Regions from separate parts of the Homo sapiens genome. Here region 2 is linked to region 1. The links are chromatin loops, found by intact Hi-C in ENCODE. Cell type or tissue: B cell. All regions are shown on one strand.

What was found. A loop is a pair of places that touch in the nucleus more often than their neighbours do. Peaks named below come from ENCODE experiments on the same cell type or tissue, not always from the same donor. Only the 100,000 strongest peaks of a DNase experiment are listed, where the experiment ranks them.
Region 2: it touches region 1 in a loop (8-fold over the local background); 92 of 110 quality-filtered maps call a loop at or near these places.

The regions. Positions count from the first base shown.
Region 1 is chr3:156,671,065-156,676,064 of GRCh38, forward strand. TIPARP (TCDD inducible poly(ADP-ribose) polymerase) reads left to right here and starts at 3,526. Exons shown (of 6, transcript NM_015508.5): 1 at 3,526-3,732. TIPARP-AS1 (TIPARP antisense RNA 1) reads right to left here and starts at 4,649. Exons shown (of 1, transcript NR_027954.1): 1 at 2,107-4,649. RefSeq lists an enhancer at 3,022-3,321 and silencers at 3,732-3,781, 3,812-3,881, 4,252-4,611. In B cell, CTCF peaks have their summits at 3,055, 3,258 and 4,596 (motif pointing right); a DNase peak (open chromatin) is centred at 3,287; H3K4me3 peaks cover 2,502 bases; H3K27ac peaks cover 3,230 bases.
Region 2 is chr3:157,128,510-157,133,509 of GRCh38, forward strand. No RefSeq gene overlaps it. Among named protein-coding and RNA genes, the nearest start is that of LINC00880, 8.0 kb to the left of the region's middle. RefSeq lists enhancers at 1-859, 1-118. In B cell, CTCF peaks have their summits at 2,285 (motif pointing left) and 2,488; a DNase peak (open chromatin) is centred at 2,192.

The sequences.
Region 1 (5,000 bases):
TGAAGAGTGCTCAGGGAGGAGCCACATCTTATTCATCTATGTGTACTTATAATATTTAGTCCAGTTACTAGAATGTAGTAGATACGCAGTGAATAAGTTATGAAAAAAAGTGAACATGTGCAATTAGAATGAACTAAATAAGCAAAAAATACTATAATTACTTGGAATATTGAAGAGCTATTTGTTTAAAAGACAATATTAACATGGAAAGCTGTTTATGATATAATGTTAGGTAAAATAATATAGAAAAATACCTTGAATAAATAAGACAGATTATAACTATATCAAAGTGTTAAAATGAGATTTAGACAGGGTCCTGTTCTGTTGCCCAGGCTGGAGTGCAATAGTGTGACCATAGCTCACCGCAGCCTTGACCTCTTGGGCTCAAGCAATCCTCCTGCCTCAGCTTCCGAGTAGCAGGGACTAGAGATGCATGCCACCGTGCCCAGCTAATTAAAATTTTTTTTCCGTAGAGATAGGGGTCTCACCATGCTGGCCAGGCTGCTCTTAAACTCCTGCTCTCAACTGATCCTCCTGCCTTAGCCTCCCGAAGTGCTGGGATTACAGGCATGAGCCACTGCGTGGCCAAAATGAGACTTTAAAATGTTCAACTATGGGCATCGTTATTTCTTCTACTTCCTGTTTTTAATTAACATGTTTCTTAATCTTACAATGATTTGGTATATTTACAGAATTATCAGGAAATGTTATAGGAGTTGTATTGCTTTGTGACAGCTCTTGTATTTCTGACATACCAACTCACATTACTATCTAACTGGTAGAGCCTAGAAGACTAGTTAGGAGACATGATAGTTTATTAGCTAAGAATGTGTTCATATATACATAACAGATAACAGTTTAATAAAATTGGGATTTACTTTCTAAACATATTAAGTCTAGAGGCAGCCAGTCTAGGATGGCTGCAGCAGTTTCAAGATGTCATGAGTAACCCAGGTTCCATCTTTCTGCCCCAGCATCCTTAGCTTGTTGCTTCCATCTTTGTATTTTCCACATCATATTCACCTTCATTTTTGTCATGAAACTCCATCTCCATCCTGTTATTACTCTAGAAGAAAGAAAAAAAGGAAGAAATTCAAGGGGTGACTCTATTAGGAAAGGAAACGCTTTTCCAGAAATCTCAAGCATGTGTCTAGAAGTGTATCCCATGGCCATCCATAACCCCATGGGCTCTAGGGAAATGAATTTTTCAGCTAGGCACACTGTCATCCCTCCTTCAAAAAAAGATGGGCCACGTCCGAGGTAGAGATTGTAGAGGATACCTTTTCTGGAGCAGTAGAACTTCAACAGTCTGAGGGGCCTAAATCCAAGATTTTGAGTCCAGAATTTGGTGCCACTTTTCCCTTCGAGGCAATTAACATTCAGAAAGCAGTAATGGAGAGAGGCTGAGAAACTAGCCAGAGTTTTCAACTGCCTCAAGGGGAGTGGGTGTGGGATTGGGTGGGTAAAAATATTGAGTTCAGGACCTAAGGAGGAAAGATTTTAAGTTGGAACTGGGCTATACCCTGGAAGTAACTTTTAATTATTCTCTTGATTGGATTAAGGTGGTCTGTCCCTAGTCTAAATGACTACCAATATGTCACACCTCCCAATATTCACAATCTTGTGTAGTTCCTCCCCACACTGACGCTGAGCTTGGCCATGAGACTTGCTTTGGCCAGTGACACATTAGTAAGCATGATAAAAGTAAAGGCTTGCACATTGAGGCTTGTCTTTTTGGAATGTCCCCTCTTGCAATCCTAAGATTATGATGCTGTGAGGAAGCCTAAATTAGCCATATGGAGAAGCCATGTAGAGAAAAACCAAGGTATGTAGCTAACAGCCTTCTTTCTGTTCCAGCATCCTTAGCTCGTGGCTTCCATGTCCATATTTTCCACATCATGTTCACTTCATTTTTGTCATGAAACTCCATCTCCATCCTTAAGTCCCAAGACTTATGACCCTAGTTAAGCCATTCCAGCCAGGCCCCAGTATGCCCACGCTAATTGAAGCCCCAGACATCATGGAGCAGAAATGAGCCACCTGTACTATGCCCTGACTGAATTCCTGTGCCAGAGAATTCAGAATCATGAGTAAATAAAAGAGCCATTGTTTTAAGTCATTATATTTTGGGGGTGGTTTGAACACAGCAATAAATAACTGAAATACTACTAAAAGCATAAAGAATGTATAACAACCTAATTGTTACAAGGGAGTGGAATTAATAATCTACAAGAAGGCACAAAAGGACAGAAAAGAAACAGAACAAATGAGAAAAATAGAAAGCCAACAGTAATATGGTAAACTCAAATATTAGCTTCTAGGCAATTCTATGTATGAGTAGACACTGACCAAGATCTTGTCTCAATAAGATTTTAAATGTAAAGATTTTCATCTTTTACCTATTGTCCTCTGAATTCCGCCCATATCATTCTCACCTTAGTTTAATGGCCCTGCCTTGATGCAATTTGAAATAAGCTGCTAAGGAGATAACACCCTTAATCTATTCATTGCTGGTGCGCTTACCCAGTCTGGTTTAGAACCGTTTAACAAAGGCTTAGAATCATAATGTCTATGATTATTACCTCTTAGCTCCTAGTTTTACTGACTTCCATGTCTGGAATTACCAGCACTTCTTTTTCGTACATATGGATTATATGAACTAAATGTATTGTTTCTTCCCTCACTACTGAAAATCTATTCAATATATGGAGTTACAATTCAAAGTATTTTACAACCCAGAAAATATGGCCATTCCGTATGTGGTGTGTATTTCAGAGGTGCTCTGCAAGCTCCATGAGGACAGGCGTGAAGTTCAGGCTACATGCCTGGTACGTAATAGACGCTCTGACAGACATTTGCTGAATGAATAAGTTAGTCACTACGGCGTTTGTGGGCTTTAAAACACAAGTAAATGCGCTTCTATCGCCAAAACCTCACAGCTTCCCTTCTGCAAGGTGGCGTACAAGGCCCACGAAATAGTCGGCCGCCGCAGGTGCGCAGCCTGTCCAGCCTGTCCGGCTCGGGGCAGGCGACCTCGTCTGGTGGCAGTGGGGGAGGCAGCCGTTTGCTTCCTCACAGGGTGTGCCGGAATCAGAGGCTGGAGGCGTCTGGGGAGTAGGCAAATAAACAAAGCCAACCGCACCGAAACGGGTCGTTCCGTTTCACATCCTCCCTCGGGTGTCTGGGTCTTCTCGGAACAAAGTGACCCTCCATCTGTCCGCAGGCAGGTGGAGCCCGTCCCACGCGGCACGCGCCTTCCTTCCTCACAGCCGCGTGTAGACGCGGACCCTCAGGGACACTGCGGACGCGAGAAAGGACACGCCCCCTCGCGGGAGCATAAGTCCACCGCACAGAACTCGCGCGCCTCCCCTCGAACGAACGCGCACGCGCGCGCAGGGGGCGGGTCTTCTTCCCGACACCCACTGAGCGCCCGGCCTCCTCACCCCACCCCACCGAACTCCGGCCGCCCAGGCTCCGCCTCCGCGACGGGCCGTCGGGAGGAGGCGACCGGAAGCCACTTAAAGCAGAGATCGAGGTGACAGGCGAGCTGGCTGGACTCGGAGCGCGGTCGAGGCTTTCTGCGTTCGCGGCGGCGGAATGGCCCGTGCGCGGCTCGCCGCGTCGCGGCTCTGTGGTCCCTAGACGTCGGCTCCCGCCCTCGGCGCTGATCTCCGGCGCGGGCACTGCTTTCCACTCGGCTCCTGTCGTCCGTTCTCTCAGGCTCCCGTTCAGGTAAAGGGCTCCGGGAGGGCACTGAGGGGCTGAAGAACCCTAGCGGGGAGTGCGAGCGCCGGCCTCGCGGCTCCGGCCCCGGCCCCGGCCCCGCGCCGGCAGTGTGCGGGGCTCTCGCGGATCGGGGTGATTGATTTTGAGACTGCCCTTTGTACCGAATTCACTCGGGTCCCGTCAGCATGAAGATGGAATTGGTTTACACTTCTTAGGCACTTAGAGCCTGTGGCAGGTGTATACATCAGACCGAGGCGCCGAAGGATTTAGTTGGGGTCGCAGGCGCCTGCCCCTTCCCCGTTCGTCAGGGTGGGGGCGCGTCTATGCGGCCTCCCCCGCGGGCCGACCCCGGGTGCTCTGAGGCGCCTAGGAGCCCTTCCCAGACCCCGGGGGGGAGGGCACGGCAGCTACGGGAGCCTTCCGGCTACCCCGCGTTTCGGGCTGCAGCCCAGAAGTTTGGAAGATGTTTTCACATTAACTTTGAGAGCGCACAAGTCTTCGTCTTCCTCCCCGCCGCCGCGGGAAGCGCTCGCCGCCTTTCCCCCGCGCTTCGCGGCTCAGTTCTGCGAGCCCCCAAGACCCGTTGGACGCTCCTCGGGAGGTGAGCTGAGGGGGTAAAGAAGAATTAGAGAGAGAAGGCGCCGCGAGTAGTCTCTGGGATGCAGGGAGGCCGGGGCGGGTCGTTGGTCCGAAGGAGGCTGGACAGGAGTTGGGGGGCGCCCAGGCGCCTGCTGAGGGGAAGGCGGGGGCGGGGACGCCCGGGAACACCCGGAATTGCAGAGCCGGGCGGCGCCTCAGCTGCACTGCGCGGAGTTGGCGCGGCCCGGGACCAGGAGCTGAGCAAACCGCCGCGGCCAACAGGAGGCGTCACTCGGACCCGGGCTCGGCGCCGGGGTGTCGCGCGGCGGCGGGCGGGCAGGCTTTGGAGCGGCAGTTTTTTCGGAAAGTGCTTTTGGCCGGGAGTGCCGCAGAACCCCAGCGTCACGAGGTGAGGGGTGTCGCGGTGTGTCGCCTGCCGCTGGAGACCGGAGGATGTGTTCTTCTCATCTTTATTTTTCTGTTATGAAAACTAATTGAGGAGCTAGGTTCTAGTGGCTTTCCCCCTCCAGCCACTTCTCCAGTTCTCTGCTTCTTCCTCCCAGTTTTGTTTCCGAGTTTGATGAAAGGGCAATAATAGGAAAAGTTGCGCGCGCGCGCTTGCGTGTGTACGCGCAGACACACATATAAATAAAATCGATTTAGTGTCTATTTTACCTTGATTGGGTTTGATAGGA
Region 2 (5,000 bases), 460 kb after region 1:
CAGGCTCTCACAGCCCTCTTCTCGAGTCAGCATCGACTCCCTGTGATCTCCCTGGAGCCTCAGACTCTCAGAAGAGCAGGTCTCAGAACACTGGAGATGAAAGGAACCTGAGACACCATGTCATAAGCCCTGCCCACCAACCTCCCTATCATGTGACTTCTCGGGCTGGTTGTGTTTTTTTTTTCCCCAGCTACTCTGATAAATCACATTGTTTGGATGGCTGAGCTCTGTCTCTGGTCTGACTTTAAAATTAAGGTTCACTTTGCCCCTCAACGCCATGGGTCCAGCTCTCAGGACTCCTCCAGGCTACCTTTACCTTCCATTTTTGAGGTAGTGTCATCTACCAGCAAGAGCTCTGAGCCATAAATCAGGAAACCAGGGCTTCCTGCTTCTGTCCTCTGACCAGACAGAAATGGAGCATTCACCAAGTCACATCATCTCTTTGGGACTCATCAGGGTTTGACTGTGTTTTCCCCAGAGTCCCTTCTAGTACCAACAGGAGAGGATCAGATCATCCTAAAAGCCCTCTTCAATTCTGAAGTCAGTCATCCTCTATCAGAGTTCCTGAACACAGCCAGGCTGGTTCTGCCGGGGATAGCCGTGGCTTGTGACTGCCATGCCTCTCCTCCTCCCAGGAAGGTACAGAATCCACAGCCTCAGGAATGCCAGGCATTCTGCCAAGGGCGCCCTTCCTTTTCTCGGTCTGGTTTCTCAGTCTCTCTCTTCCCAATCTAGACTAGACTGTCACCTCCACTCACCAATCCCGTGGAGGGGTCAGGGGTGGGACGGAGGAGAGCCAGAAACGATGAACTGCGACTCTACTCCTCATCTGTGTGGCAGGCCTGTCATTCCTCCTCCAGTCGGGCCTGCCTAACTAGACCAGCACTGGGGTCACTCTGCGTGTGAGTGGGGAGGGATTCCTGCCTATCCAGTGACCCTGCTTAGTGGGTGGATGCCACCTCTGTCCCTGGAGCACCCGAAGCACCCAGGGGCCCCCACCTACCTGTTTCACTTCTCCAGGGCTTCCGTGTAAGGCCACCTCCCCCACCTCAGGCCTGGCCCCTCTTTGCTAAGGACTGCTTATCCCCAGGATGTTTTTGGCACCTTCTGGGCCACAAAGGTGCTTCCTGTAAAAGAACAAACCGCCCCAGGTTGCCTTTTGACACATCTATTTCAGGGTCAGTTGGCATCTTATGTTTCGCCTAAAAAACTGAACAATCTTTTTTCTCTCATCCAGTAAGAAAAGTCTTTTTTTTATTTTCACATGGGTTTATGCACCCCCTGCCCCCCACCTTTTCAGAAGGAGGCTCAATGCAAGTATCTGTGTTATAAACTAGCTTCCTACACTGGCCCTGCCCCTGCGCGGACTTAGCCTTCCTAAGAAGGGGCTCCTTTTCTCCTGGCATGTGCTCGGCTGCTGGAGAGAAAGGCCTATTGTTCTTCATGTGCCCAGTACACTCAGCCAGGCAACACGCTGGGTGTTCCTCCCAGGAGGTAGAAAACCGCCTCCCCAAGATCGGATCATTTTATACCTTGTGTTTTGTTTGGTTTTGTTTCTGGCCTTTCCTTCTTTGCTGTACCTCCTTCCCGAGCGCTCAGAGCCCATAGAGCACTTATTTCTTTCCGTTCCCTTTGCACAGTGAATTGCCTTTTGTATGCCTTTGATGTGATTGCTCAGCTTCCAAGGGAGGGGAACGAGTGTCTCGTCTCTCCCACCTAGAGGCTCGTGCTGCCTGTGGTCAGGAAGAGAGCGAACAAAGGCGTGCTTGGCCCCGAGGGAGGCTGGGGTAGGGCCCACGCGTGGAATGTAGGGTCTCTTCTGCCCAGAGGTGGAAAGTCGAGCAGTGCTTTGGGGTCTGCGGGGCTCTCCAGCGATGATTTGGGGTGCTCATGGCAGGGCTGAGCTGGGCAACAATATGAGGAGAGGTTTTGCTTCTTGGTCCCTGTCCCATCTGCTTAGAGTATCCGGGTTGTCTGGGGCTCCGAGGGAGGAGCACTACAGCAGGAGCCAGGAATTCGCCTGCCTCTGCCACCGTGTGACCCCGCATGACACTGACCCTCCCAGGGGGAGCCTCCCTTTCCTGGCCCTTGAGTGGGGCAATAACTCCTGCCCCACCCGCTGGCTTTCTGGGTCTCATGTGGTGAGGAGCAAACACGACACTCTCTGAGGAAACGCGGTGAGAAGCAAGAGCCCTTTGTGAGTCAGAGGTGGTGGCTGTTGCTGTCTTTCCCACTGTTTACCAGGCGCCCCCCACCCAATTTCCCGTGAGCATCTAGTGACCCCATGCTACCCCCTTGTGGCCAAAATGCGACTCATCATTCATTGCTGTGAAATTACCTTGCTATTAAAATCGTAAGGAAAAATAAATAATGAAAGTAATTAATAATAATGAATATATAGTAATTAACCCAGACTGGAATACCTTTACTTTTCATCAATAAATCCATAAAATATAATTTTTAATACTTTTTGATGGAGGAAATGGCGCATGAAGAAAAAAGTGCTTAATGTGGGCCCAGACCCAAGGTGAGCGTGGGACTGAGGGCGCCCTTCCCGGCTACTACCCAGCTGCTGGCGGCGCCAGGGAGGCCTGCCCGAGGCCAGACGGTGGCCACTTGCCGAGGCTCCCCTAAAAGGTCCTATATGTCCCCAAGATGATGGGGCCAGGATGAGGAACAGGTGAGAAAGCACTTGGCCGCTCTTCCTCAGCTCTTTAAAATCTTTTCAGGTCCCTCAAGATTACAAAACACTTTAATAGCTATCTTTTTCTTTACTGAGATAGAACCGGTTGTCTGGAGGCAAATTAGAGCTCCTGCATGTTGAAAAATAAGTGACCAATAACTGCGTGTTTCCTCGTTACAATCTCCTTCCTCAGACACAATCTCACCTTCCACTCACCACAGCCCTGAAGCAGAACTATCCTCGTTTTCAGACGAGGAACTTGGGGTCTGAGAGATCATATGCTGGTCAGATGGAGCAACAGCCTGAACCCAGGGATTCTGATATCAAACCCCTCACTTTTTTCTTTTCTTTTTCTGTTGGGGGGGGTGGTTGGGGGGACAGGGTCTCTCACTCTGTCACCCAGGCTGGAGAGCAGTGGTGTGATCACAGCTCACTGCAGCCTCACACATGTGGGCTCAAGCAATCCTACCACCTCAGCCTCCAGAGTAGCTGGGACCACAGGCATGCACCACCACACCCAGCTAATTTTTGTATTTTTAGTAGAGACAGGGTTTCACCATGTTGCCCAGGTTGGGGTCGAACTCCTGAGCTCAATGAATCTGCCTGCTTTGCCCTCCCAAAGTGCTGGGTTTACAGGTGTAAGCCACCATGCCTGGCTCCCCTTACTTCTTTTACTATGTGAAGGGCTTGGAGTTGAATACTGGGTGAACCCCAGCCCTGCAGAATGAGAACAGTCTATATGGAGAGGAGGAAATGCTGCAAAAAATGTACCAAGACTTTTCCTTCCATACCTGTGGAATAAATCTAGTCAACAGTCATCCTCTAGTCACGATGAATAATCTCCTGGAAACTCATGCCTTTGACCTGGATAAGTGCTTTCCTTTTCCCTTCTCCTCTGGCAGAGATTCCTTCAGAATATTCGCCTCTCCAGATGTCTTCTTTACTTTCCCGATAGCCTATGCCCAGGTTTCTGAGGAGTTTCCTTTCAGACGTGGCTTCCTGGTGTTGTAACTGGGATGCAGTCTTGCCCTCTGTGTCCCTCCAGCCGCATGTCCTCCCTCTTTTCCTGAGAAGGCAGGGTCATGGACATCTAGAGACCCACTGCAGAAGTGAGAATTTTGTCGACTTAGTGCCAAGTATTGTCCTGCTTTGATGAAACCAATGAGCACAACACTGAAGAGCTTGTGAGGGTCTGACAGTGGAGGAAGGCGCAGGTGGACAGGCACAGAAGAGCACCCCAGAAGACACCCCTAGAGCACCCCAGAAGACAGTTGGACACCCCCTCTAAAATGCTGCTGGTTGCAGTACCAGGCATCCACAGAAGGGTTTCCAACACTCACAGTGCAGTGAAGTGACACACAGGCTCACTTTCTTACCAATGAGGACCTGAGCCAGAGTGCAGAAAGCCTTCTTGCAGATCTTCCATGTCTGGGGTACACTAAGTGAGATCATATTTGTGTTCTTACACTGTCTAGGAAAGCTCATAGTTCATAAACATCTCTTGTGTACCAGTCTCTGGCATTTTTTAATACATCATCTCATAAACATCAGGAAAACCCTCTGAGGTAAGGATTATTTGCCCTGTTTTGCATATTATTAAATTGAGGTTCAGAGAGGTTAATAGACTTGCCCAAGATAACAAAGCTATTTAGGAGAGTCAGGGCATGATGTGAGCTCCAGAAAATGTTACACCCTTGAAACTATGGTTTGCCTGACCAAGGACACCTCTGGCCACTTTTCTGCTTTGGGGTGGGAGTCCCTTGCATCACATTAGATGAGTGCATATGATCTTTCCATTGATTGCATTTATACATTGAGTGATCAGGTAACTTGGTTACACATGGATATGCCTGCACCCAGAATTGGCCATTGTGCCAGTTTCCTGCCCCCTTCTTCCACCACACACAAAGGCCAAGTCATGATTGTGTCAGTCCCTGTGGCCTCATTCGTCTGTCTGCCACAGATGTCTGAGCAGCTGTGGGGCAACTGACCAAGAACAGAGAGAACGTGGGCTTTGGAGCCAGGCAGGCTTGGATTTAAATTCTAACTGCCATATTTTCAGGAAAAACTACCCAGATTCTAAGATGGGGATGGGGACAAGGAAAGGTGGAGAGGAAGTTAGAGTCAGAATCATGGGACCTCATCCTAGTTCTGAGAAGAGGAGGGGGCAGGTGCCAGGGCCACTGCCCTATGCCACCAGCCCTCTCCAGAACAATTGGGGCCCACTGCTGGTCACTGGCAACCCTCTGCTCAGAGGACACAATTTCAGGGGTCCAAAGAAGACTCCAGTGGTCTCCCAAATTCTCTCTTATACACT